Regions from separate parts of the Homo sapiens genome. Here region 1 is linked to region 2. The links are chromatin loops, found by intact Hi-C in ENCODE. Cell type or tissue: sigmoid colon. All regions are shown on one strand.

The links. A loop is a pair of places that touch in the nucleus more often than their neighbours do. Peaks named below come from ENCODE experiments on the same cell type or tissue, not always from the same donor. Only the 100,000 strongest peaks of a DNase experiment are listed, where the experiment ranks them.
Region 1: it touches region 2 in a loop (6-fold over the local background); 2 of 110 quality-filtered maps call a loop at or near these places.

The regions. Positions count from the first base shown.
Region 1 is chr10:76,522,471-76,524,970 of GRCh38, reverse strand. All of the region lies in intron 6 of LRMDA (leucine rich melanocyte differentiation associated), which reads right to left. Among named protein-coding and RNA genes, the nearest start is that of KCNMA1-AS1, 360 kb to the left of the region's middle. RefSeq lists an enhancer at 1-2,137. In sigmoid colon, no CTCF peak of the experiment used is centred here; DNase peaks (open chromatin) are centred at 203, 800, 1,090 and 1,570.
Region 2 is chr10:76,972,630-76,975,129 of GRCh38, reverse strand. All of the region lies in intron 19 of KCNMA1 (potassium calcium-activated channel subfamily M alpha 1), which reads left to right. The region is part of intron 2 of KCNMA1-AS1 (KCNMA1 antisense RNA 1); the gene reads right to left. Among named protein-coding and RNA genes, the nearest start is that of KCNMA1-AS1, 86 kb to the right of the region's middle. RefSeq lists an enhancer at 649-1,848. In sigmoid colon, no CTCF peak of the experiment used is centred here; a DNase peak (open chromatin) is centred at 1,359.

The DNA of each region.
Region 1 (2,500 bases), 450 kb after region 2:
AAAACGTTTCTAATTATTTTTATAAAGTGTGTGTTATTTTCTAAGACCCCATGCTCCACTGACATATTTAGTTTATTTTATATGTGGAGGAAAAAAAATGAAAAGCTGAACTAAGTCTGTATTTTTCTGTTCAAGTGAAGCCATTGCTCTCCTGTGTCTCAGCCTGTTTTTGTCCAGCGAGATGGCACTGCCACTGGCAATTTCCTTTCTCTTTTAGCTACCCTGGTCCTTCCAGACTCACGGCAGAGGTACAAAATATTGACTTGAAAAGTAATTAAGATATAAGTATTCCAAAAGAGAACACATGGTTATTCGAAGTCATTGGACACCGTTCAAAAGGAAAGATCTATGGAATACAAGAGCTGAGAGCCATCACGCTGTTTCTCCTCCACTTCTCACATTAAGGAAAAAGACTAATTATAAATCTCCAGCAAATATGACCTGGTAAAGAGTTTTCAAACAAAAGCCTGCACTGAAAAGGATATCTGGCAGATCTGGGTACTTGTTTTCACTAATAACCATTAAAGTTGTTCCTAGTAAACCATTTTACAGCAACATTAGAAATATCAGAGTTTACGTTTTCGTTAATGAATTGCTGCAGAATGTAAGCGCTGCACCACGTCTCCAAACGGCTCCCATCCTCGCTTTGTCTCCGTTGTGCTTTTTTTCTCCCTTAACATTTCATTTCCAATGACACGTCAGCCGTCTTTCACCAACCTCAAAGGAAAGTTGAATGCGGGGCTCACAAAGTTAAGCTGACATTTGCTCCCTTCCAATAAAAAATATTTAGTCCATTAAACATAAATACCTGTCATTATGATACATGGACTGGGTGCAAACCTCCCGGTTCCCTCTGATGTTTATTACATCCAAACAACTGCAGTGCCTGCATGTTTTCAACTTTAGTGTATTGATTAAACTTTTAAATGGCTGCCATATAACCCAGGGACAGCGGGAAGATTAATTTGCGTCAATGTTCATCTGTAATTCATTAGCCATTTATTCTTTACAACCACATGGGCTATCAAGAAAATGCAGGCCATTTTTCACTCGGCACAGGCTGAGAACAGATTCTGAAATTTGTGCTGCATACAAATAAGTTCCCTGGGCCTGGCCAGCCAAACTGCTTGGCTTTTCAAAAGTTAAAGTTGGGAAATGGCAGCAGGGAAGGAACGTCAAAAACCAGAAATAGGGAAAAACACACATCCTCAGGGTGCTCAAGATTTAACTGAGTTTGTCCACCATCTTTTCATCCATGGATTATGGTTTCTTATTTCAGCCGGATTAAAATAACAGAAACTTGTGCCTGAACGAGGACCATAAATAACAAGAGTTGCTTTTTCCCATCCCTCCCTTCCCACCCCCCTTTCTAATATCTCCTAAAAGGCTGTTTCTGGCAGAAAACTCCAGCAAGTGGCAGAGAAGTAGAAAAGTGCATAGCCTAGAGGAACTTGGAGCTGTGATCTCAGGGACAGTGGCATTTGAACCAACTCTCTCTCCAACAGTGGAATCTCACCCCGCCTTGAGTTGGGAAGGTGCCCAGCTAAATAGCGGCGTGTTTCCTGAGGGAAGAGGTAAGCCATCTGGCTTCTCCATGTGCCCTCCTGACCCCCTTGGCAGAACACAAAATGCATACTAAAGGCATAAATGGAATAAGCACCCCAGTGGAAAGCCCTTCGACACACAAGCCACTTTGGGGAGGGAAAGAAGGAAGAGTCTGCGTGAGCTCAGGTCGGGGCTGGAGGACAATAAAGCACACGGGGGAAATTTTTCTTCATAAGGATGAATAATTAAAGTGGAGAGCTAAGTGCCCAGGCCTCACTGTAGTTAATAACTGCAATAGCAAGCAGAAAAAAAAAAAAATCAATGGTCAGTATGACATCTGGGGAAGATGGCTGGCAGGTACCCATTTGCAGGACATGTGAAAGCCAGTGTGCAGCTGTACAAGGCAGCAACTCTTTTTCTCTGGTCTGCAGTGCCCACAAATATCAAAGGCACCAGGCATATTGGTAACTTTTGGTAACAGTGTCCATGAAAGAGCCCACAGAAGAGGCCTTGGGGATGAGGCGGTAAATTACCCATTTATAATATAACTGCTCAGGCGGCTTACAACTAAGGATAAAAGGGAGCCCTCCACAAAGGCATCCATCCATCTGGAGCCATCCTTGTCCCTGCCCAGGAGTTGCCCGCACCAGAAATCAGCAGCATACAACTTTTCAGGCCCTCAGGGAGAGGTGGCGGGGGATCATCCTAGAAATGCAGCTTGAGGAGTTTTATTCGGCTTGTGGATGTGACGTGTAAGTTTCAAAAGAAATGCACATGAGTTGTAGAAAAATGCACTGGATGAAACCTCAAGGTCATTAAATCCAGCCCACTGCCACGTATAAGATCCATCAACTTTATCTGTTTTTCTAGTAACCAGTACACTGGGCTTTGCATCTTGCGAGAGCTCAATACATATTTGCAGAGTGATTGATTCATTCAACCTATGCACACAGAT
Region 2 (2,500 bases):
TTTTCACTGGTGTCGCTGACGGCCGAAGGAAATGCCGTGGATCTGTCTTTCTGAGGAGTGGCAAACTCACGGCATTTAATGTTAGGCACTGATACCACAACTAAGGGGGCTGACCAAGCCGGCAGTTCGAGACAGACAGCAAAAGTTTATCACCAAGGATTGATGACTCGGAATATAATGATTATTCAGTAGAATTTGTTTTAGCAGACTTCAGGAAAGAATGGGTCTGATCCTGCTGCTAAACTGAGTTTTCGGTGTCTGTACATGTTGTGGGGTGACGGGGAACTCAGTATATTTTTGGAAATTATACCAAGAAGATTGTCTTCTGAATTTCCAGAAGTATTATCCCTACTGATACAGATGACAATAAGACGGCAAAAAGAATTGCAGGAAGTCATCAGGGTAAAAGAAAGGGAAAAAAATGGCAATTCAGCTGTGAGGGAGAAACTTCCAGTTTGATTCAAAGCTATTCAATGTTAAAATTGTTTGGAACTTTTCTAAAAGAAATTTCACTATGGATTAATTTCCATTTTCTTTTCTCCTTATTGTTTGGCAGTCAAGGTTGCAGCTAGATCACGCTATTCCAAAGATCCATTTGAGTTCAAGAAGGAGACTCCCAATTCTCGGCTTGTGACCGAGCCAGGTGAAGGAAGACTGGGACCCATTCCCATTTTTAATAACTACCCTGCAGCCCTCAACATTCTACTTTACCATGCTGAGCTCAGTTGAAGAAGAGCGATGCACTACTGTGGATTTCAGCTTGCACTTAGCTTGTTGGGCAGCAAAATACCAAAAGGGAAAACCGTAAAAAACGATTAATAATAATTAAAACGACCTCACCCCCAAACTGGCAGCTTGTGCAAGACTTCAGTCGGAAGCCCTGTTAGCTAGATGCCTTTGTGTTCAAACCACTTTGCATGACTCTTATTCTGAGTGACTCCAGTGTGAATATGACATTACTAATGACCTGCTAAGTGTGTACAGATGTGGGTTTCTCCAGATGTGGTGATTAATAACATAATGGAGATAGCGGTTGACTCATGTTTATGAGTTGTTTGCCTTTTATTACGTTTCTGAGTTTATTTGCTTTGAACTGTTTTTTAACTCCAGCCAATAAACTCACCTTTAAATCTTAAAGGGCATCATCCCCTTAAATCTCACTGGGGAAACAGGGCAGAGGGAATGTGCCCCAGGCTAGAGCTGAGCATCAGGTCCATCTAATGCAGGCATTAGACTGAATTAGGGAAGGCTGGGAGTTGCAATCATTGCCCCATTTCACTCCAAGGACCATAAAGAGGCTTGGTAAACCCTGACACAGTGTTTGCAGTCTGGCGCGGCTGATAAAGGAAGATATTTCTTTTTTTAAAAATCTAGTGAAATATGTAATCATTTTGAAGTAAGCCCAGAGTTCTGGCCAGTGTTTCTGGAAGACGTTGCTTTTGCTTGAAAACAGAATGCTGATGAAAAGTCGAGTAAAATGTTGTTACAGATGTTCAACTCTGCATTAAGGCTGTTGGAATTACCACCACATCTTAAATCAATTCTCAGAACATTGTCTGGAGGTTATGTCATTGAAATAACGAATCCTCTTTAGTCAAGTATAAGCAAACATGTTAAAACATCATTGTAACTTTAAATTAAACTCTAGCGCAAACCAGGGGATCTGAAGCCTCATTAGACTTGCCTGACATTTTTCTAGCACTGAGTCTTCCCAAACTGTAAAACTGTTAGATTCAGTGCCTATTAGACAAGGGAGCGCTGGGAAGTTACAACAGCACATTAAGTGTTATACTTAGGGATGTGCAAAAACAAGCCCTTGAATTTTATGAGTACTTGGAGACTGGATGGAGTTCAGCTCCTATAAAATTCCACGTTAGATTCCTGAACTTGTTTGTGTTCTAAAGAAGTCAGGTTTCTTTAAAGGATCATATCTTCATGTGGCTTCCGCAGCATGAAGGCAAGTGAAAATGCCATAGATGGAGGTGTATTGTAATTAGCCAAAATGTAGGTTAAATAAGAGCTTGTAAATTTGCATCGTCATGAGGTAGTGGCCCACTACTTCAACACGTTTGTCTTTCATGAAAGTGAGTAAATTTAAGTCTCCCTTTTAATTCCATTTTTATTCCTCTCATGTAGTCACAGAAGCCATGAAATGAAAATTATATTTTATAGCTTAACTAAAAGTTTTCCTAGATCTGCTTTCTTTATGCAGAAATTGATAGGATCCATATAAAGGCTGATAATTAAATATGGTTTATATCCTACTTATGAGAAAGAAGTTATCACTGCTTCTCTTGAGGGACCTAAGCCATATGTAATGGTCTCCATTACACAGCGTTCATATATTTAAGCTGGAGACATTTTCCCCCATCTCTTCAGGGAACAGATCTGCATTTTTAGGCTGTGAGTGCAGGAGGAAACCTTTAAACACAAGTTTCATTTTGGAGAACAAATCCCACTTTAAATGCAGTATGATTACGATGGATGATCTTTCTGAGTT